Regions from separate parts of the Homo sapiens genome. Here region 2 is linked to region 1. A link is a loop called in an ENCODE intact Hi-C map of the cell type or tissue named here. Cell type or tissue: PC-3. All regions are shown on one strand. Each heading gives the region's core, and the rest is flanking DNA. Links, peaks and the distances in the headings are about the cores only.

What was found. Hi-C counts contacts between places; a loop is a spot of excess contacts. Peaks named below come from ENCODE experiments on the same cell type or tissue, not always from the same donor. Only the 100,000 strongest peaks of a DNase experiment are listed, where the experiment ranks them.
Region 2: a loop joins it to region 1, with 3 times the contacts of the local background. A loop is called at or near these places in 21 of 110 quality-filtered maps.

Annotation. Positions count from the first base shown.
Region 1 is chr2:218,643,089-218,654,643 of GRCh38, reverse strand. It overlaps ZNF142 (zinc finger protein 142), which reads left to right. Exons shown (of 11, transcript NM_001379659.1): 5 at 2,344-2,943; 6 at 4,118-4,285; 7 at 5,185-6,009; 8 at 8,296-8,473; 9 at 9,580-11,555. Among named protein-coding and RNA genes, the nearest start is that of ZNF142, 11 kb to the left of the region's middle. In PC-3, for the core only: CTCF peaks have their summits at 5,792 and 5,993 (motif pointing right); a DNase peak (open chromatin) is centred at 5,963; H3K27ac peaks cover 1,599 bases.
Region 2 is chr2:218,578,448-218,590,002 of GRCh38, reverse strand. It overlaps CNOT9 (CCR4-NOT transcription complex subunit 9), which reads right to left. Exons shown (of 8, transcript NM_005444.3): 2 at 9,263-9,442; 3 at 6,917-7,032; 4 at 5,282-5,391; 5 at 2,308-2,417. It also overlaps the pseudogene RNU6-136P. Among named protein-coding and RNA genes, the nearest start is that of CNOT9, 15 kb to the right of the region's middle. In PC-3, for the core only: a CTCF peak has its summit at 5,538 (motif pointing left); a DNase peak (open chromatin) is centred at 7,752; H3K4me3 peaks cover 604 bases; H3K27ac peaks cover 3,456 bases.

The DNA of each region.
Region 1 (11,555 bases), core at 1,123-9,122:
CCTATAATCCTAGCACTTTGGGAGGCCGAGACAGGCAGTTGCCTGAGCTCAGGAGTTTGAGACCAGCCTGGGCAAGATGGTGAAACCCCACCTCTGCTAAGATACAAAAAATCAGCTGGCATGGTGGTGGGCACCTGTAATCCCAGCTACTCAGGAGGCTGAGGCAGGAGAATTGCTTGAACCCGAGAGGCGGAGGTTGCAGTGAGCCAAGATCGCACCACTGAACCCTAGCCTGGACAACAAAGCGAGATTCTGTCTCAAAAAAAAAAAAGGAGATGCATTTTGGCATAAATTAAACATTTTTAATAATACCTAGTGTTGATGAGGCTATAGGAAACACTATGTTACAGCTTATGGAGATACAAATTAGTATAATCTTTTGAAGGTCAATTTAGCTACATAGCAAATTTTACAATTTGCATACTCTGACCACTAATTCCACTGTAGGAATGCACAAAGACACCGGAATTACAGTGGCCAGAGCAAGGATGAGGATATATAGGGGTGCTTTATTTGTAATGGTTGGAAACAGCCCAAATGTCCATCAGTAACGGCACAATTTATTTTTTAAAATTATTTTTAGAATGGGCAACATAGGGAGACCCCATCTCTACAAAAAAATTTAAAATTAGCCAGGAATGGTGATGCCTGTAGTCCCACCTACTCAGGAGGCTGAGGTGGGAGAATCACTTGAGCCCAGCAGGTCAAGGCTGCAGTGAGCTGTGATCACACCACCACTGCACTGCAGCCTGGGTGACAGAGAGAGACCTTGTTTCCCCCACCACCAGCCAAAAAAATTATTTTTATTTTTTTGGTCCCCAGGGAAGCAAGGGCAGAATTTCGTTTTGATTTGTTCATGCTCTGGAAAAAACATGAACTGGATAAGAAAGTACAAACTAGATGTAAATGTACTCAAAGATAAAAATATCTTTGATATATAGCAAGTGGAAAGAAAAGGGTCAAAAAGAAACACACCAAATTGTGCGTGTGAAGGTGCTGGGTGGTTATTCTTCCTTTGTATACTTATGTATCATTTTAGATGTTGCACTGAAATTTTTTTTTTTTTTTGAGATAGAGTTTCACTCTTGTCACCCAGGCTGCAGTGCAATGGCGTGATCTTGGCTCGCTGCAACCCACCTCCCAGGTTCAAGCGATTCTCCTGCCTCAGCCTCCTGAGTAACTGGGATTACAGGCATGCGCCACCATGCCCAGCTAATTTTGTATTTTTAGTAGAGACGGGGTTTCGCCATGTTGGTCAGGCTGGTCTCAAACTCCCAACCTCAGGTGATCCACCCACCTCGTCCTTCCAAAATGCTGGGATTACAGGTGTGAGCCACTAGGCCCGGCCTGAAATTTTTTTTTTTTTTGAGACAGAGTCTCTCTCTTGGCCAGGCTGGAGTGCAGTGGGCAATCTCGGCTCACTGCAACCTCCACCTCTCATGTTCAAGCGATTCTCCTGCCTCAGCCTCCTGAGTAGCTGGGACTACAGGTGCGTGCCACCACGCCTGGCTAATTTTTTGTATTTTTAGTAGAGACGGGTTTTCACCATGTTAGCCAGGATGGTCTCGATCTCCTGACCTCATGATCCTCCTGTCTCAGCCTCCCAAAGTGCCAAGATTACAGGCGTGAGCCACTGCACCTGGCCCTGAAATTTTTTTTTTTAACAACAAAAAAAACAATAAAGAGCAAACAGACCAGCAGAATAAATGTAGGACAAACCTGGCCTTGAGTCATGGCTCTACCACTAATAAACATAGTAGTCTTAATCTCGTAGAATCTCAGGACCTTGTTGTCATAGGGCTGTTGGAGGACCAAATGAGAGCGTTTATTAAGCCTTTCTTTATCAAAGTCTTGCCCATTGCTTTTAAAACGGCAGCAATTATTATGGAGAATAATAATTATTTTCAGAAGGATATTCTCCATTTTATCCATTCCTGTGCCTTTGTAAAGCTCTTTACAGAATTTGAAAGTAAAGCTCTTAACCATTTATATTGCAGATATTATCCCTAGTTTGTCATTTTCTTTTGGAAGTTTCTGGTTTTCACTTGGGCAAAATATACTGTCTTAATGCTTTCTGGATTTGCTTGCTTGTTCACTCATTTAACAAATATTTATTAAGCACCTATCTTGTGCCAAGTATTGTGCTAGGAATCCAAACACACGTGCCAGATAGATGGTCCCTGACCTTATGGGGCCTACAGTCCAGGTGTAGGACCAGACTTAAAGTCCATCTGTACTCTACGAATATTAAAAGATTCACCTACATTTTCTACTAGTAACTAACTCCTATGAGTCTTGTTCCATCTGATTCTATGCCTTTCTCTGTCGGTCCTCTGCCTGCAGGTGTCCTGGTAAAGGTGGTGGAGGTGTACTTCTGTGAGCGCTGTGAACAGAGCTTCGCAGAGCCCACTCTGCTGGCCCTGCACCAGTGCAGTGAGACCCATATACAGCCTGTGCAGGGCCTCTCTAGCCCCCCATGCTCTGTAGAGCTGCCTCCCAGCAACCCAACCCTCCCTGGCCCTCTGCAGGGCCAGAGCCCGCCAGTTAGCCCCCTATCATGCCCTGTGTGTAGACAGGAGTTTGCCCAACCCCAGGCCCTGAAGAGCCACTTCAAGATTCACCGGGGCACTCCTGACACCTTCTCCTGCCCAGAATCTGGCTGTGTGTTCTCTGCTGAAGATCGCAAGGGTCTGCAGCACCACCTGAGGCAGACTCACAGAGCAGTTCCTGTGCCCTGTTCTTTCCGGGGCTGCCCCCTGCTTTTCGGGAGCCAGCAGGGCATGGAGCTGCACCGGCAGGCGCATTACCCTTTCCACTGCAGCCACTGCAGCTTCATAGGCTCCAACGTCAAACTCTTCCGGCAGCATCAGCGGAGCCATGGTGCTGGGACACAGGGAGAACTTTCTGCCGTTCAGGGCCTTCCATCCCAGGAGCTGCTGCCAGGTATGAGGCCAAGGGCCAAGCAGTTCCTCTCCTGGAGTTCAGCCACAGTTGATCTTATAGGAGAGGCAGTTGTTTCCAAGGCCATGAATGTACATGAATATAAGAGAATCTAGACAGTGGCTCAGGAGGATGGAGTTACTGGATGACATGGGAAGGCATCTTGAAACAGTTGGAATATATGGGACAAAGAGGAAGTCTTTGTTTGTGACAATGAGTGAAAGTTGGCTTAGGCTACGTGTGGCCTGAAGTTACTTAACCAATATTCTCTAATGATCCATTTCACAACTTTCTGAGAGCTAAAGTGAAAATGACCATCATTGGCTATGGCCACTGATAGAATGCCTGTAGACTTTCCTTTAGAGCAACTGGGGATTGGGCAGTAGAAGCCAGGGTTATTTTAAAAAGGAAATAACCCTTTGGGCTGGGCACTGTGGCACATGCCTGTGATCCCAACAATTTGAGAGGCCAAGGTGGATGGATCCCTTGAGCCCAGGAGTTCAAGACCAGCCTGGGCAATGTGGTGAAATGCTGTCTCTACAAAAAATACAAAAATTGGGTGTGGTGGTACATGTCTGTAGTCCCAGTTACTCGGGAGGTTGAGGTGGGGGATCACTTGAGCTCAGGAGGTGGAGGTTGCAGTGAGCCAAGATTGCAGCACTGCACTTCAGTCTGGATGACAGAGTAAGACCCTGTCTCAAAAAAAAAAAAAAAAAGAAGTAAAGAAAGGAACTTAGGAACTTTCAAGGGAGACGGCGTTTTAGTAGTTGTCATTCTTCTTGGTCCCAAAAAAGCATGAGAGAGCAGAGGAGCAGGAGGAAACAGAGAAAACGGGCCAGGAGAGGCCAGAATTCTGATAAGAGAAGGAATTGCAGTCTACCCATTCTCTACTTTCAGCCCCCTATGACCTCAATGACCTCGCTGCTGTCAGCTTCATGGAGTCTGAAAGTGGTGCTCTCTGAGGTTTGAGTTACTTTAGACTGGAACATTGCTAATAACTTAGCTCTTCGTCCTCCTATTTTCATCTTGAGTGGAAATACATTTATACATAAAACCCAAGATCTCCTTATGCTAAAAGTGGGAGAGGGTGATTATTTCAGCCAGTAGGTAGAGAAGTATAAGCATTTAGTGCTGTTATTGGCTCCTGTAGACTTTATCAAGTTTTATGTATCTCCAGCTCCCAAACTGCCTCCAGGAGAGAGAGAACCTTCACAGGAAGCAGGTACACCCTTGCCTGGGCAGGAGACAGCTGAAGAGGAGAATGTAGAGAAAGAAGAGAAGAGTGACACCCAGAAGGACTCCCAAAAGGCTGTGGATAAAGGCCAAGGGGCTCAGCGGCTGGAAGGTAATGACATTCTGAGGCTTGAAGCCCTTGGTGGTGGGGAAGAATGGATTGTTGAAACCCTGCCATTGAGGCTCTGGGGTTTGTTTTCTGAGCTTTGGTTCGGATCCTTTTATTCTGTTCTACCTTGACTCAAAAGTCAAGGTCTAGTGGGAAAATGATAAATGAGTGAATGGTAAAGACTTTAGTAATATAGCATTGGGGTAAATCGAGTTTGCTTCACTGGGCTGGTTTTCCTCAGGCAGAAAACTCTAGCAGGGAAGCAGGAGGTGATCTTCATCATATAGAGATGCCAGAAGTTATTGATGATCAGCAGCCTATTTTGTCTGGCACTGAGCCCTCAAATACTTTTTTCTGAATCTTTGCTTCCCAGTTTTTCACCTCAGTAGAATATTTGAAAGTCATCCCACAAGGAGCATAGTTATCAAGTGAATAAGAAAGATTGGGTTGTATTTATTACCAACTTCATTATTATCTAGAGCCTGTGAGCCAGTAAGAGTACTGTACCTTCTTTTGGCTCACCCCCTTGGGGGCTCTTTTCCTTCTAACTAATCTTGCCGATGCTTCTGCCTGCCCCCATAGAACAAGGCAGGAAAGAACAAGAATGCTCCATTCAGATTATTTTAAGCAGCTCTAAACAAAGGCTCAAGAAGAGCAGGTAGCTGAGTAAAGCACTTCAAACAGGCTGTCACAGCAAGGCCTGAGAAGCCCTTGTGATTTTGCTTCTCTTAAAACTTGAGTTTCTCACCCTTTTTTGAGACTACAGTATTTGAGACCCTTTTGCTTGGTTTCCTGCAGAGAGGCCACACATCGTTTGTGTCTGAGCAAATTGTGGTTCTCCCATTATCTGGCTTTCCCCAGAAAAATCTCACTCTCTCAACTCTCTGTATTCCCTTTCCCAGGGGATGTGGTCTCTGGCACCGAGTCCCTCTTCAAGACCCATATGTGTCCAGAGTGTAAGCGCTGCTTTAAGAAGCGGACTCATCTGGTGGAGCACCTGCATCTCCACTTCCCAGACCCCAGCCTCCAGTGCCCTAACTGCCAGAAGTTCTTCACCAGTAAGAGCAAGCTCAAGACCCATCTGCTGCGGGAGCTGGGTGAAAAGGCCCACCACTGCCCACTGTGCCACTACAGTGCGGTGGAGAGGAATGCACTCAACCGCCACATGGCCAGCATGCATGAAGATATTTCCAACTTCTACTCAGACACCTATGCCTGTCCTGTCTGCCGTGAGGAATTCCGCCTCAGCCAGGCCCTAAAGGAGCACCTCAAGAGCCACACGGCAGCAGCCGCAGCAGAGCCATTACCCCTTCGCTGCTTTCAGGAGGGCTGCAGCTATGCAGCACCCGACCGCAAGGCCTTCATTAAGCACCTGAAGGAGACCCATGGGGTGCGGGCTGTGGAGTGCCGCCATCACTCATGTCCCATGCTCTTTGCCACAGCCGAAGCCATGGAGGCCCACCACAAGAGTCACTACGCCTTCCACTGCCCCCACTGTGATTTTGCTTGTTCCAATAAGCACCTATTCCGTAAACACAAGAAGCAGGGCCACCCTGGCAGTGAAGAGCTGCGCTGCACCTTCTGCCCCTTTGCCACCTTCAACCCAGTGGCTTACCAGGATCATGTAGGCAAGATGCATGCTCATGAAAAGATCCACCAGTGTCCTGAGTGCAACTTTGCCACTGCCCACAAGAGGGTGCTCATCCGACACATGCTTCTACATACGGGTAGGATGGTTTCCATCCTTAAAATAATGTTGTAATAATGATGGTGGTGATACTGGCTACAAAGGGTCTTGCATACGTTTTCTCATTTGACCCAAAATTCCTAGAGATAGATCTAGCATTCCAAGTTTACAAATGAGCCTTAAGTTGAGTGTCATTTAGCTAGTAAAGTAGTAGAGCTAGGATTTGAATCCATGCAGTCTGATTCCAGAGCCTGTGCTCTAACCACTGTGGTGCTGTGCCTCGCTCTTAAGCCCTTGTCCAGTTCTGCCCACCCCTAGTCAGGCTTGAGTGGGTTAACACCAAGCCTGAAGAAACCTAAACCAGGACAAATACCTTACTTTGCAATTCATGTTTTGGGATATGCTAAGAGAGACGGGCGAGGGGACTGAGCCATCCACACGCATATGGCCTTCTATAACTTGGGCATCCATGACACTGAAAAAGATCACCTCCAGTGACCTGGAAGTTGCAGATGTTTAACTCGCACTCGTAACTGTCTTCTAGCATTCTTGATGCTTTAGGTAACAACCAAACCAAGCTTCCTGCTACAGCATCATCCCATTTGTGATCTCTATATCAACATCAGTGGATTGACAGGACATTTTTAGAATTTTCATCAAAGACACTGGTTTGGGAGAAAAAATTGTAGGCATCCTGGGACAAAGCCATTCTCACTGAACTCATTCCTGTACATGCTTTAGTCACAAAATCTCATGTTTCTGAGGTCTTTCCAAAAGGCTTAATCTTTTAAGTAAGGCAGATAAAGATGAGAAAAGAGACAAACTCTGAGACCTACTTTAAGATCACACAGATAGTGTTAGAACCAGAATACCACATTGCTAGCCTTTTCACCATAGGGAAGGGGTCTGGGTGAGTGGGCAGGGACAACAAGGAGGGGTCTTGAAGGAACCTGGCCCCCAGCCTGTCAGTGCCAGGTCTTGACCATCAATATGGACAGCTCACCTTTGAGTTCTCACTGAGTATCACTGACAGCTTTGGGACATTTCATATAATCTTTATACCAACCTTTTGGAGGCAAGGAAACAGACTGCTCAAACCCACATGGTAGTCAACTAGGATTTAAACTACCACTTAATGGCTCTATGATTTCTCTGTGCCTCTGTTTCCCTATCTGTAAAATGAGGGTGATAATAGCACCTGCCTCTTAAGGATGTTCTGAAAATTTGAGGGGAGGAGGCTTTTTTTTTTTTTGAGATGGAGTCTGGCTCTGTTGCTCAGGCTGGAGTAAAGTGGCCCAATCTCGGCTCACTGCAAGCTCCACCTCCTGGGTTCACGCCATTCTCCTGCCTCAGCCTCCCGAGTAGCTGGGACTACAGGCATCTACCACCATGCCCAGCTAATTTTTTGTATTTTTAGTAGAGACAGGGTTTCACCGTGTTAGCCAGGATGGTCTCGATCTCCTGACCTCATGATCCACCTGCCTCGACCTCCCAAAATGCTGGGATTACAGGCGTGAGCCACCATGCCCGGCCGAGAGGAGGAATTTTTTTACAAAGTGCTCAGAAGAGTGCTAGTCACATAATAAGAACTTTGTTCATGTTGGCTGTTAATATTTTTATTACTGTGTTGGACTTCAGATCAGAATTCTTGACCATTCTGTTCTGTTGTCTCATTTATTTTTCCTTTTGTTCTAGAAAACAGAAAAATTAGGCTGAGTAGTTGACCATAGTGACAGCAAGCTGTAAAACAAATCAAGAGTGGACTTTAAGCTAGTTTTGAAAAGCTTGGGGTGGGCACGGTGGCTCACGCCTGTAATCCCAACACTTTAGGAGGCCAAGGCGGGCGGATCACCTAAGGTCAGGAGTTCGAGAACAGCCTGGCTAACATGGTGAAACCCCATCTCTACTAAAAATACAAAAAAATTAGTTGGGCGTGGTGGCGGGCACCTGTAATCCCAGCTACTCGAGAGGCTAAGGCACAAGAATTGCTTGAACCCGGGCAGCCGAGCTTGGCAGTGAGCTGAGGTAGCGTCACTGCACTCCAGCCTGGGCGACAGATTGAGACTCTGTCTCAATTTAAAAAAAAAAAAGAAAAGCTTGGTCTTTACTTTCTTCCCATCTTCACTGGTGTGGGAGTTGGGGGAGTAGTTGTCTGAGAGGGCCCTGAAGCAGCCCTTTATTATTGTGAGGTTTTCACCATCTCAGGTAGCACATGAAGCTGTTGTTCCTCCCTGGCATCAGGGCAGGCTTGCTGGAAGAAATGGTCTGTCCACTTGATCTGTATCTGACCTGTGTTCTCTCCCTTCATCCGCATCCCCCATATAAGGTGAGAAGCCCCACAAGTGTGAGCTGTGTGACTTCACATGCCGAGACGTGAGCTACCTATCCAAGCACATGCTGACCCACTCCAACACCAAGGATTACATGTGCACTGAATGTGGCTATGTCACCAAGTGGAAGCACTACCTCCGTGTGCACATGCGAAAACATGCAGGGGACCTCAGGTACAACACACACATAGGCCTCCGTCCCAATCCCAAGAATCTTAGCCAAGCTAGCTTCCTCTCGGATCTAACTTCTGGCCCTATTTCTTTCTCCGGTCCCTGGAGAGTCTCCTCCTAAGGCCGGGTGCAATGGCTCACACCTGTAATCCCAGCACTTTGAGAGGCCGGGGCGGGCAAATTGCTTGAGCTTGGGAGTTCAAGGCCATCTGGGCAACACCCCATCTCTACTAAAACTACAAAAATTAGCTGGGCATGGTAGCAGACGCCTGTAATGCCAGCTTCTTGGGAGGCTGAAGCACTAGAATCGCTTGAGCCGGGGGGTGGAGGTTGCAATGAGCCAAGATTGCACCACTGTACTCCAGCCTGGGTGACAGAGTAAGACTCTGTTTCAAAAAAGAAAAGGAAAGAAAAAAGAGAGTCTTTTCCTAACACCCTTCTCTGTTCCCACTGTCTCAACTCCATTGCCTACAGCTGGCCTCTGTGACTGTGGCTCAGTCACATAGCGAGCACTCTCTGGGCTCTGGGAAGGGAGTATAGACCTACAGTATAGGCCTAGAGACTAAGGTGTCACTTGAGTTCTCAGAGTTTGGCCCTGGGAAAGTGGATAGACACTATATTCATGCCCCAATCTTGCCACTTCCAAATCCAGGCAAGTTCTCTGACCTATGGCACAGCTGGCTAAGGGGTTTCTAGACCTGTCATGCCTCTGTGGGAGAAGGGAAATGAGGCACAGAAACCTGCCCTGTGGAGTTGTAGCCACGTCAGTTCCTTGGAAGTCTACAGTGGGTCATGCTGATTCATGATTACTTTCTTTTAGGAAGGCAGTACAGAATAGGGCTTAGAACACAGGCCCTGAAGCTAGGCTGTCTCTGCTCCTGGCTTACTTTGTAACCAACCTTAGGCAAATTATTAACTTCTGTGATTTAGTTTTTCTCACTTGGAAAATAGAGATACCAGTTTCATAGGGTAGTGAAAAGGAGGGTTACATCAGGTGACACATGTATGATACTGAGTGCAGAGCCTGGCCCACAGTAAGTATTTACTGACTGATTCTTAGTTGTTGTGATTAATTATTGTGATTGCCTCCCCCTTTCCCTCCTTGCCAGGTATCAGTGCAACCAGTGCTCCTATCGCTGTCACCGGGCTGATCAGCTGAGCAGCCACAAGCTGCGGCATCAGGGCAAGTCTCTGATGTGTGAGGTGTGTGCCTTCGCCTGCAAGCGGAAGTATGAGCTGCAGAAGCACATGGCTTCCCAGCACCACCCTGGCACACCGGCCCCACTCTACCCTTGCCACTACTGCAGTTACCAGAGCCGCCACAAGCAGGCTGTGCTGAGCCATGAGAACTGCAAGCATACCCGCCTCCGTGAGTTCCACTGTGCCCTCTGTGACTACCGCACCTTCAGCAACACCACACTCTTGTTCCATAAACGCAAGGCCCATGGCTATGTACCTGGAGACCAGGCCTGGCAGCTCCGCTATGCAAGCCAGGAGCCAGAAGGGGCCATGCAGGGCCCAACACCCCCACCAGATTCAGAGCCCTCAAACCAGCTGTCAGCCCGACCTGAGGGGCCAGGTCACGAACCTGGGACTGTGGTGGACCCCAGCTTGGACCAGGCCCTGCCAGAGATGAGTGAGGAGGTCAACACTGGAAGACAGGAGGGCAGTGAGGCTCCCCATGGGGGTGACCTGGGTGGCAGTCCCAGCCCAGCAGAGGTGGAGGAGGGCAGCTGCACACTACACCTAGAGGCCCTGGGAGTAGAGCTGGAGTCTGTGACTGAGCCACCCCTTGAGGAGGTCACTGAAACAGCCCCTATGGAGTTCAGGCCCCTGGGACTGGAAGGGCCAGATGGACTGGAAGGACCAGAGCTATCTAGCTTTGAAGGTATTGGGACTTCTGACTTGAGTGCTGAAGAAAATCCCCTTCTGGAAAAGCCAGTGTCTGAGCCCTCCACAAATCCTCCATCCTTAGAGGAGGCTCCTAACAACTGGGTAGGAACCTTCAAGACAACTCCACCTGCTGAGACAGCACCCTTGCCCCCATTACCTGAGTCAGAGTCATTACTCAAGGCCCTAAGGAGACAGGACAAAGAACAAGCAGAGGCATTGGTGCTAGAGGGGCGGGTGCAGATGGTAGTGATCCAGGGAGAGGGGCGAGCCTTCCGCTGCCCACACTGCCCTTTTATCACTCGCCGGGAGAAGGCCCTGAATCTGCACTCCAGGACTGGGTGCCAAGGCCGCCGAGAGCCCCTGCTGTGCCCCGAGTGTGGGGCTAGCTTCAAGCAACAACGCGGCCTCAGCACCCACCTGCTGAAGAAGTGCCCTGTTCTACTCAGAAAGAACAAGGGCTTGCCCAGACCAGATTCACCCATCCCTCTGCAACCTGTGCTCCCAGGTACCCAGGCCTCAGAGGACACAGAAAGTGGGAAGCCCCCACCTGCATCACAAGAAGCAGAGCTACTGCTTCCAAAAGATGCTCCTTTGGAGCTTCCCAGGGAGCCAGAAGAAACAGAAGAGCCTCTTGCCACAGTCTCTGGTTCCCCAGTCCCTCCTGCAGGAAACTCCTTGCCCACAGAGGCCCCTAAGAAGCACTGCTTTGACCCAGTCCCTCCTGCAGGAAACTCCTCACCCACGGAGGCCCCTAAGAAGCACCACCTTGACCCAGTCCCTCCTGCAGGAAACTCCTCACCCACAGAGGCCCTGAAGAAGCACCGCTTTGAGCAGGGCAAGTTTCACTGCAACTCCTGCCCATTCCTTTGTTCCCGGCTCTCCTCTATTACCTCTCACGTGGCTGAAGGCTGCAGGGGGGGACGTGGCGGGGGAGGAAAACGAGGGACCCCCCAGACCCAGCCTGATGTGTCCCCGTTGAGCAATGGGGACTCTGCTCCCCCGAAGAATGGGAGTACAGAGTCCAGCTCTGGTGATGGGGATACAGTTCTGGTTCAAAAGCAGAAGGGGGCTCGCTTCTCCTGCCCTACATGTCCCTTTAGCTGCCAGCAGGAACGGGCTCTGAGGACTCACCAGATCCGGGGCTGCCCCCTCGAGGAGTCTGGAGAGCTGCACTGCAGCCTCTGCCCATTCA
Region 2 (11,555 bases), core at 1,935-9,934, 65 kb after region 1:
TTTCCCCAGTCAATGTTCTTTCCTCAGAGCTAACCACGAATCCAACTTATTGCCAGTAATTGGCTTTGCTTGTTCTTAAACTTCACATAATCAACATACAGTATGAATTCCCATGTGTCTGGCTTCTTTTGCTCAACAATGCCTTTGACAGTCATCCATATATTGAATATTTAAAATAAAAAGCTTAAAAATAGCCAGGTATAGGGATGTGTGCCAGTATCAAAGCTACCTACTCCAGAGAGGGAAGTGGGAAGACTGCTTGAGCCCCGGAGTTCAAGGCTATAGTGTGCCATTATCATGGCTGTGAATAGCCACTGCATTCCAGCCTGGGCAACATAGTGAAACCTTGTCTCTTTAAAAACAATAAATTGGTCAGGCACAGTGGCTCATGCTTGTACTCCTAGTACTACGGCAGAAGGCAGGAAGATCCTTTGAGCCCAGGAGTTCAAGAGTAGCCCAGGCAACATAGGGAGACCTTGTCTTTACAAAAAATAAAAATAATTAGCTGAGTGTGGTGGAGCAGGCATGTGGTCCCAGCTACTTGTGAAGCTGAGGTGGGAGGATCAACTGAACCTAGGAGGTCGAGGCGGCAGTGAGCCATGCCTCTCTACTCCAGCCTGGGTGACAGACAGAGATCCTGTCTCTAAATAAATAAATAATTTAATTAAAAATTAAAAAACCAGTGCTCACTTAGACAGCACATGTACTAAAATTGGAACAACACAGAGAAGATTAGTGTGGCCCCTGTGCGAAGATAATACACAAATTCATGAAGCATTCCATATATATATATTTAAAAGTAAAAAGCCAAAAAAATCATTATACCTGCTTACACCCAACTCAAGAATAAAATATTTGTTAGACTAAAAAAGTAATTTAATGTGACAAGGCAAATTTTAGAGCAGAGGTTGAATACTACCCAAAATTGTCAGCAGTATGGAAAAGTAACCTTGAAAAAAATCAAATAATATGAAATTTAAAAATTGAAAGTGATTAGAGAAAAAAATATGAAAGACAGATAATAGAGCATAACTGATGTTGAACCAAGAGACTTGAACGAATAAAAGAGAAAAATATACAAATCAACAAAAAAGACACAAGTAATATGCTCTTTCAGAAAAAAATTGAGGCTGGGTGAGGTGGCTCACGCCTGTAATCCCAGCACTTTGGGAGGCCAAGGTGGGCGGATCATCTGAGGTCAGGAGTTCAAGACCAGCCTGTCCAACATGACAAAACCCAATCTCTACTAAAAATACAAAAAAAAAAAAATTAGCCAGGAGTGGTGGTGTGTGCCTGTAGTCCCAGCTACGTGGGAGGCTGAGGCAGAAGAATTGCTTGAACCTGATAGGTGGAGGTTGCAGCGAGCTGAGATTACATCACTCCATCTCAAAAAAAAAAAAAAAAAAAAAAAAAAGGCCGGGTGGAGTGGCTCATGACTGTAAACCCAGCACTTTGGGAGGCTGAGGCGGACGGATCACCTGAGGTCAGGGGTTCAACACCAGCCTGGTTAATATAGTGAAACCCCATTTCTACTAAAAATACAAATATTAGCTGGGTATGGTGGCACATGCCTGTAGTCCCAGCTACTTGGGAGGCTGAGGCAGGAGAACTGCTTGAACCCGGGAGGCGGAGGTTGCAATGAGCTGAGATTACACCACTGCACTCCAGCCTGGGTGACACAGCAAGACTCCATCTCAGAGAAAAAAAAAAAAAAAGATATATGATTATCAAATGAACTTTAAAAATAATAAAAGACACTTGTAGGTAACCACACAAAAAAGTAAGTTCACCTAAAAAAGGAAAGAATTAGGCTGACCCTGAGACTTCTCTGCAATATTCAATGTTAGAAGACAAAAGGACTATGGCAATGGAGGTCTGAGACAGAACAATGAGGTAAGAATTCTGTACAATGAGTAAGAATTCTGTACCTTGTCATGTTGTCATTCATGGTTAAAGTACATAGTAAGCAGAAGCTCAAGTACATATAATTGATTATGTATTTTAAAAAAGCCCGGTTATAGAAGGAGCAGGATTGAAATTTTAAAATTAAAAAAATGAAACCGTAATAATATACTTAGAATTTACCTGTGGAGTGAGATGTGGGTTTGGAGAAAAGAAATTTAGTGTTTAACTTGATTTTCTTCTGAATGGTTTGGGTTTTTCAATAATTGTTTCATAATAATTTTTATTCAAAACAGAAAATATTCATACAAATTTCAAAAGCTTGAAGAGAGAAAATGATCCCAGGACCATAAGGAAGCAGCTTAAGAGTCAACACAATGTAAAATCTAAGTTAAAAGTACATACTGTTTTAGAAAGTTCACTTCCAGATTCCATAATTCGCAAACATAAAGGGATAATTTCTGTTGTTAATAAAAAGTTGATTACTTCTTGTTCATCTGTTTTCACCAGGGCCCCTAAAGAAAATAAGGACAAACAAAATTATTTTACAGTTAGGGTTTCCAGTTAACATTAACTTCGAACTGTTTATCCAGTGAGTTGTGAACTTAAATAACAGAACACAAACTGGGGTTTGTTAAAGGAATCAGATTCACACTCGTATTAAAAAAAAAAAGGAAGAGGGCGGCGCAGTAGCTCACACCTGTAATCCCAGCACTTTGGGAGGCCGAGGCGGGCAGATCACTTGAGGTCGGGAGTTCAAGATCAGCCTGGCCAACATGGTGAAACCCCGTCTCTACTAAAAATACAAAAATTAGCAAGGCATGGTGGCAGGCTCCTGTAATCCCAGCTACTCGGGAAGCTGAGGCAGGAGAATCAATTGAACCTGTACAGGTTACAGTGAGCTGAGATTGCACCACTGCACTCTAGTCTGGGTGACAGACTCTCTCTAAAAAAAAAAGCTTTCTGCACTAAATTGTCTTTGTACCTTTGTCAAAAATCAACTGACCATATATGTGTGGGTCTATTTCTGGACTCTTCATTCTGCTCCAATGGTCTGTAAATCTTTCTTTTCTCCAGTATTACACTGCCTTGACTACTATATTTTTCCAGTAGGTGTGGAACTCAGGTAGTATATGTCTTCCAACTTTGTTCTTTTAAAGAAATGTTTGGATATTCTAGTTCCTTTGGCTTTCCATATAAATCTTAGGATCAGTCTATTAGAAGGCTGCCATAACAAAATACCATAGACTGGTGGCTTAAACAACTGAAATTTATTGTCTCATAGTTCTAGCAGCTGAAAGTCTGAGATCAGGCTGGGCACAGTGGCTCACACCTGTAATCACAGCACTTTGGGAGGCTGAGGCAGCTGGATCACCTGAGGTCAGGAGTTCCAAGACCAGCCTGGCCAACATCGTGAAACCCTGTCTCTATTAAAAATACAAAAATTAGCCGGGTGTGGTGGCACGCACCTGTAGTCCCAGCTACTCGGGATGCTGAGGCAGAAGAATTGCTAGAACCCAGGAGGCGGAGGGTGCAGTGAGCCAAAATTATGCCACTGCACTCTAGCCTGGGCAACAGAGCAAGAATCTGTCTCACAAAAAAAAAAAAAAAAGCTGAGATCAGGGTGCCAGCATGGTATGGTATAGTTCTTGTAAAGTCTCTCTTCCTGGCTTGTAGATGGCCAGCTTCTCACTATGTCCTCACATGGCAGAGAGCGAATGAGGGAGCACAAGCTCTTTGGTGTCTCTTCTTAGAAGAATACTAACCTCATGAGGGCCATGTCCTCATCTAAACCTAATTATCTTTCAAAGGTCCCATCTCCAAATACCATGACATGAGGGGGTAGGGTTTCAAAGCATGAAATTTTGGGGAGGACACAATTCAGTCCATAGCAGTCAGCCTGCCAATTTCTAAAAAAAGTGCTGCTGGGATTTTGTTGGAATTACTCTGAATCTATAGATCAGTTTGGGGAGAATGAACAACTTAACAATACTGAATCATTGATACACCAATCAATGAACATGGTTTATCTCTGCATTTTATTTCATTAGAAATCAGTTTTGTAGTTTTTAGTTATAGATCATGCATATATTTTTAAAGATTTATACCCAAATTTTCACATTTCGGTGCTGTTATAAATGGCAGTTTAAAAAAATTTCAGCTAGGTGCAGTGGCTCACATCTGTAATCCCAGCACTTTGGGAGGCCAAGGTGGGAGAACCACTTGAGCCCAGAAGTTTGAGACAAGCCTGGGCAACAAAAAGTGAGACCTTGTGTCTACAAAAAAATAAAAAAATGTAGCCAGGTGTGGTGGCATGTGCCTATGGTTCCAGCTTCTCAAGGCTGAGGTGGGTGGATTTGTGTGATCCCAGGAGTTTGAGGGTGCAGTGAGCCATGATCATGCCACTGCACTCAAGAGTGGGCAACAGAGCAAGACCTTGTCTCAAAAAAAAAAAAAAAAAATAAAATAAAAAATAAATTTCCTATTGTTCATTGCTAGTACATGGAAATTTAATTTTTTTTTTTTGAGTCTCCCTCTGCCGCCCAGGCTGGAGTGCAGTGGCGTGATCTTGGCTCACTGCAATCACTGCATCTCCACCTCCCAGGTTCAAGCGATTCTCCTGCCTCAGCCTCCCCAGCAGCTGGGACTACAGGCACATGCCACCACGCCCGGCTGATTTTTGCATTATTTTTTTAGTAGAGACTAAAAAAAAAGTAGATGAAAAAATTTAACTGGGTGAACTGACAGATTCATATTCCTGGAGTTATGGGAGAATTACAGGTTTTCAGAATGCTTAGTGTATTTGACATGCATATTCTTAGGGCATTTCAGATATACGAAGCATTCCGGTATTAGAAGTAAGACAAACAAACAAAAAAAGACAGTGGTGTGTGCCTGTGCCCATGGTCCCTATTACTTGGGAGGCTGAGGCAGGAGGATCACTTGAGCCTAGGAGTTCAATTCCAGCCTGGGTAACACAGCAAGACCCTATCAGAAAGAAAAGAAAAGAAAAGAAGAGAAGAGAAGAGAGAAGGGAAGAGGAGAAGTCCCAAATTTAAACTCTTATTCCTTTAATAATACTCTTTATATATTGAATCAAGTTCTTATGCTTTACTCTCCCTACAATTCCAGCAAATGTTTCCACATATATGCTGAATTTAATCCCAAATGTTGGATCTCAAAGTCTTATTAACAACACTTAGAAGAGTGCTTGATAGGAGTCATCATGTTCCTGATACTTATTGATTAGTGAATGAGACAACCTCAAAGACAAAAATGAATGACTGGTGTACAAAAATCATAACCGGCAAGACAAAACACCCAACTTAGACTACTACTGTGAGTATTTCAGGCTTGCAAAACAATTCTAATAACTTACCAATAACTCCAAGGCTGGTGAGCCGGAGATACTCAAAGGGACGTGTTTTGCTGACAGTGTGCAAAAAGGGGTACAAAAAAAGTGGGATGTGTGCTGCGAGAAACGCTGACCTGGAAGAAAACAATAATTACATTCACAGCCCAGGGTTGATTTCTAAGGATCCTGAACTTTCAAATTTCTAGGTGGTTAATTCTGTAAGGCCTTAACATTGTCAGAGCAAGGAATCCTTAGGAAAACAATGTTACTGGTCATTAGTCTCAACCAATGGTTCTCAAATGGGGTAAATTTTGCCCCCTGGAGGACATGTGGCAATGTCTGGAGACATCTTTGATTGTCACAACTCAGGATTATGAAGCACTATTGGCATCCAGTGGGAAGAGGCCAGAGATGCCATTAAACATCCTACAATGCACAGGACAGTCCTCTCCTGCCCTCTCCTTTCCATCACAAAGATTCATCCAGCCCCAAATGGTAATGGTGCCAAAGCTGAAAACCCTAGTCCAGATCACAGTGGTTAAGAAAACACATGATTTTCCCTGTAATCAGCAAAAAGTACCTTACAAACTGATTAACTTAAAATATCCAATTGTGGATTTTAAAAAATAGACCACAAAATGCTATTAAGTGTCCAAGAGATTGTCCTAGATTATCTCCCTCACCTATGACTGAATAATAGTATTCACAGGTGCAGTCGAATAAACCTTACAAACCAATACAACAAAACAAAGCAGCCATTATCAGGCTTACCTGCTATACTTTAATAAGCACATTCTTCTTTTTTTGTTAGGGCATTTCAGATACACAAACCATTCTGAAAACAGTTTAGTCAGGCAACTAATAAGGAAATCAGTCTATTATTTTATATTATTTATAGTTACACCTTGTAGAAGAGCCAACGCCCAAGATTTTTAACACTCAAAGTACTCTTGTGTTTTTGTTAAGTGCTTAAAAGTAATTTTCTTAGTAATTTCTCTAAAGCTGTGTAAGGTCAGTGCCAACCTAGCATACATATTTCATAAGGAAACTTGACAAAGAGGAAAGGCTTTAATAAGATGACTATTAAGTGCCTTTGGGGCCATAAAAGCCCACAAAGTAGATTCCTGAACAGGATTTCCCTTTTCTTAATTTTTTAGATATGACAGGTGGCAAAAATATTTTAACTTACATGCCAATTCTCGTCTATTATAGAGGCCGCCCAGAATGCTATGTTAAGAAGGATTCTGAAGTCAAATCTGGGTTCAGTGTGGGAAAAGTGCTGGAAAAATAATTACTAAACTCCTCTTATATGCCATGCACTATGCCTCACAGATGACATAGTGTCAATAACAGGTCAGGGAGTGAGAAGTAGCTGTATGCCTGATACCTTTCCTGTAATGTGAACACTGTTTCTTTAAAGTTCATTGGGTAAAAGTAAATAAGAATCCGGAAGACCAGGAGAGAGAGAGAGAGAGAGAGAGAGAGAGAGAGAGAGAGAGAGAGAGAGAGAGACACACACACACACACACACACACACACACACACACACACAAACGTTCTCTCTCTCTCTCCTCCATGCCCTTCCTTTTATTATTCAGAGAACGTTTAGGACCATATTCAATGTATATCTCCCCCAAGTGACTCACCCAAAGCATTTACCTGGTTTCTGGATGTGATGCTACACATTGCAGTAATGCCAGAGCATTGCAAACTCTGTTAGACTGGTGTGCTGTCAAGGTGGGTGGGTTGATAGATGGATAAATATTTACAATTTCCTAAAAAATGGAAATCAGCATCAGATGAATAAGGAATAACTAAAAATTAATTCCCATGGTAATAAAGCAAAAAAAAAAAAAGGCAAATAAAATAGCTCTTAATTCTGTGCATCTTTTAAGAACTCAGTCATCAAAGAGGGAGCAGAAATAATGCTCATATCCTTTCATCACAAACTTACTTGGCTGAGACTAGCTAAGACATTTCTACATTTGTCTCTAGGAAGATTTTTTTTTTTGAGACTCACATTTCTACATTTGTCTCTAGGAAGATTTTTTTTTTTGAGACGGAGTCTCGCTCTGTTACCCGGGCTGGAGTGCAGTGGCACGATCTTGACTCACTGCAAGCTCTGCCTCCCAGGTTCACACCATTCTCCTGCCTCAGCCTCCAGAGTAGCTGGGACTACAGGCGCCTGCCACCACGCCCAGCTAATTTTTTGTATTTTTAGTAGAGATGGGGTTTCACCGTGTTAGCCAGGATGGTCTCGATCTGCTGACCTCGTGATCTGCCCGTCTCGGCCTCCCAAAGTGCTGGGATTTCAGGCGTGAGCCACTGCGCCCGGCCTAGGAAGATTTCTGTGGAGGCAAATGTAGTCATCTACACTTCCTCTTATATTCTCCAGCTACTGAGGCTATCAGTTGAGGGATACTCAAATTTTTATAATTTTGCTAGCATCCTGCTTTAAGTTACAGTGATGAGATCACTGGCCAGAAAGTGTTAAGTCAACCACGGTGACTCATAAAGAAGTTTGAATTTGGTTAGGTAGTAACATGGTAAGGACATGAATCAATGGGTGGGGATATGTATAAACAGCAGTGAATATATGCACTATCTGTCAAAAAGTAATGATTTACTCAATACAATTCCATTTACATTTTTTTTCTTTTTTTTTGAGACAGGGTCTCACTCTGTCATCCAGGCAGAGTGCAGTGGCATGATCATGGCTCACTGCAGCCTCCACCTCCTGGGCTCAATTGATCCTCCTACTTCAGCTTCCCAAGTAGCTGGGATTACAGGAGTGTACCACCAAGCCTGGCTAATTTTTGTATTTTTTGTAGAAATGGTGTTTCGCCATGTTGCCCAGGTTGGTCTCAAACTCCTGGGCTCAAGCAATCCTCCTAACTCAGTCTGCCAAACTGCTGGGATTACAAGCATGACCCACTGCACCTGGCTACAATTTTCCATTTACATTATTTGTAAAACTTTTACATAGAAAAACGTTCCCATAACAAAGATCAGTTTCTTGGCTAAATGCAATAGAGATGGAATGTGAATTTACTTAAGAGTTGAAAAGTTAATCTAATTGTTAGGAATTTGGGGCAATACTTTAATGGATGATCATGCCACTACCTAGGTATTTTGGTATTGTTATTGTACCATATCAGTTAATTAGCCACCAGTGACCATTCTGGTTTGAACTGAACTTCAGTTATCTATTCTTTAATGTACAAGTGTACCCACCTTTAATACTACAGCTGTTATACCTTCAACATTTCCTTTCCAGGCCAGGCATGGTGGCTCATGCCTGTAATCTCAACATTTTGGGAGGCCAAGGTGGGTGGATCACGAGGTCAGGAGTTCAAGATCAGCCTGACCAACATGGTGAAACTCCGTATCTACTAAAAATTAAAAAAAAAAAAGCCAGGCATGGTGATGCAGGCCTATAATCCCAGCTACTCAGGAGGCTGAGGCAGGAGAACCACTTCAACCCGGGAGGCAGAGGTTGCAGTGAGCCGGGATTGCACCATTGCACTCTAGTCTGGGCGACAGAGCGAGATTCCGTCTCAAAAAAAAAAAAAAAAGAAAAACAAACAAAAAAACCCAAAAACCCATTTCTTTTCCATAGAATATATTGTACCTTGTGGTCCTTATACTCTACTTTCCACCTTCCTCCCCCTGTCATGTAGATTTATCTTACAGTACTCCTAAAGCGGTGTTCGTCAAAGCGTAGTTCTTAGATCACTTGCATCACAATCACCTGGGGGAGGTGAAAGTGCTTATTAAAATATAGATTATAGGGCCCACCTCAGACTGACTAAATTGAATCTCTTGGGTAAGGATCCAAGAATCTGCATTTTAACAAATACCTCAGACCTTTCTAAAACAGATTCTTACAAATGCAGTTTTTTAAAGAATCATCCTCCTAAAGTCTTCAAATCATTTGGGCAAAGGTAAAGAAATATACAAGTGTAATGAAAAGAACTGAACTGCCAATCATGGACATGAACCCACCTGTAAAAGTGCTGCAATAGTACCAAATGAATGCCACAGCATGGGTGCAAGGTCAGGAACAGATTCTCGCTTCTTACTTAGCTCCAGCAAAGCATTTTCCCTAGTCTCAGGACTGGACAGCTCATTGATCCACTGATAGATCTTTTCTCTATCCACTTGTGCCAGTGTAGTAGGCACAGGCTTCAGATGAAGACAAGAAAGTAAATATCAGTTTATTAGAGTCAAACCAAGTCTTACCCTGCAACAGAGTTTTAGAGGAAATATATTTTTCATGAATACCAGGGGAGCGTTTCTAAATACATACATTTGATGTCAACTATTCAATCTCTTTGGTAGTTACTGATGAAAATCTAAAATGCACACATACCCTTTGATAATTCCATGTTTAGGAATTTATCCTGTAGGTATAATTGGGCTGTGCTAAAGACATACCAGGATGTTTACTGTTGCACTGTTTTAAAAGCAGAAAAGTGGCCGGGCGCGGTGGCACACCCCTGTAATCCCAGCGCTGTGGGAGGCCATGTTGGGTGGGTCACTTGAGGTCAGGAGTTTGAGACCAGCCTGGCCAACATGGCGAAACCCCGTCTCTACTAAAAATACAAAATTTAGCTGGGTGTGGTGATGGGCGCCTGTAATCCCAGCTACTCAGGAGGCTGAGACAGGAGAATTGCTTGAACTTGGGAGGTGGAGGTTGCAGTGACCCGAGATAGCGCCACTGCACTCCAGCCTGGGCGACAGAGCAAAAAAAAAAAAAAAAAGCCAGGTGTGGTGGTGCATGCCTGTAGTCCCAGCTACTCAGGAGGCTGAGGCACTAGAATCGCTTGAGCATGGGAGGTGGAAGTTATAGTGAGCTGAGATTGCACCATTGCACTCCAGCTTGGGCGACAGAGTGAGACTCTGTCTCAATAAACAAACAAACAAATAAATAAATAAATAAATAAATGCAGAAAACTGGGCCAGGCGTGGTGGCTCATGCCTGTAATCCCAGCACTTTGGGAGGCCAAGGCAGGTGGATCATGAAGTCAGGAGATTGAGACCATCCTGGCTAACACGGTGAAACTGGTGTCTCTACTAAAAATACAAAAAATTAGCTGGGCGTGGTGGCAGGCGCCTGTAGTCCCAGCTACTCTGGAGGCTGAGGCAGGAGAATGGTGTGAACCCAGGAGGCGGAGGTTGCAGTGAGCCGAGATCGCGCCACTGCACTCCAGCCTGGGTGACAGTGTGAGACTCCGTCTCAAAAACAAAAATGCAGAAAACAAACAAGTATCTCTCACTAAGAGACTGGTTAAATATTGGTGCAGCTTTATAATGTGATACTATGTAGTCCTTTAAAAAAAGAAGCAGCTCTCTATATACTGTATATTGATACTAAGTAAAAACAATAAAAGGGTTACAGAAGAGCATATAAAATGTTTCCATTAATATACACACATATAAAAATAAAAAATACATATACATTCTTACACATTTACATATAACATTTCTAGAAGGACACATAAAGAACTGTTAACTGTAGTTACCTCTAAGGTTGGGGATTTACAGGGAGACTTACTTTTCATTGTTTACACTAAAACCTTTTGCATAAACTTTTTTTAAAAAACCATATGCATATAATAGTTTTTGAGAGGAAAAAAAATTATGCCTTCCCAATACTGGTCCCTCCCCAGTGATTCTGACATCCCCCCTCAACTGAGCAGAAAACCTGTAATTTGGAAAAGCTCTCCCTCTTAATGATTCTTCAGTATATTCTCTAACTACATCCCTTTGAGAACCATTCATTACTTACTCATGTAGGAAATACATACTTAATAGGGCATGCTTTCATTATTATGCTAAAGAATCACAATATTCCCCCCAAATTTGAATATTTTATAATTCTCTATAGTCATCAAATATGTTTGTGACCTTGGTTAAGTTCCTTAATTATTCTTATCTGGAAAACAAGATGGGAGACTAGAAAAATGATAATTGCTACCCCTAAGCTCTAAACTGCTAACAAATTCCTGGTGATTTCCATCTCTATGCCCAATATGTTCTCAGGTAATTGCCCCCAACCATGAGAAATAAAAGAAGGAGCGGGAGGCGGGGGGGAAGGCTATCTACACTTGCAGATGAGATCACTAATGTTCAGAGGAATTAACTCACTCAATTTAACCAGGTATGAAGGTATGAAGTTGCATATTCCCGTACTTTTTTGAACTATATTACAGTTTCTCACAGTACTTATAAGTTCCCAAAAGATCTTAGCTTGACAGAATGATGACCTACCCATTGTACAGATGTAAAGACAAAG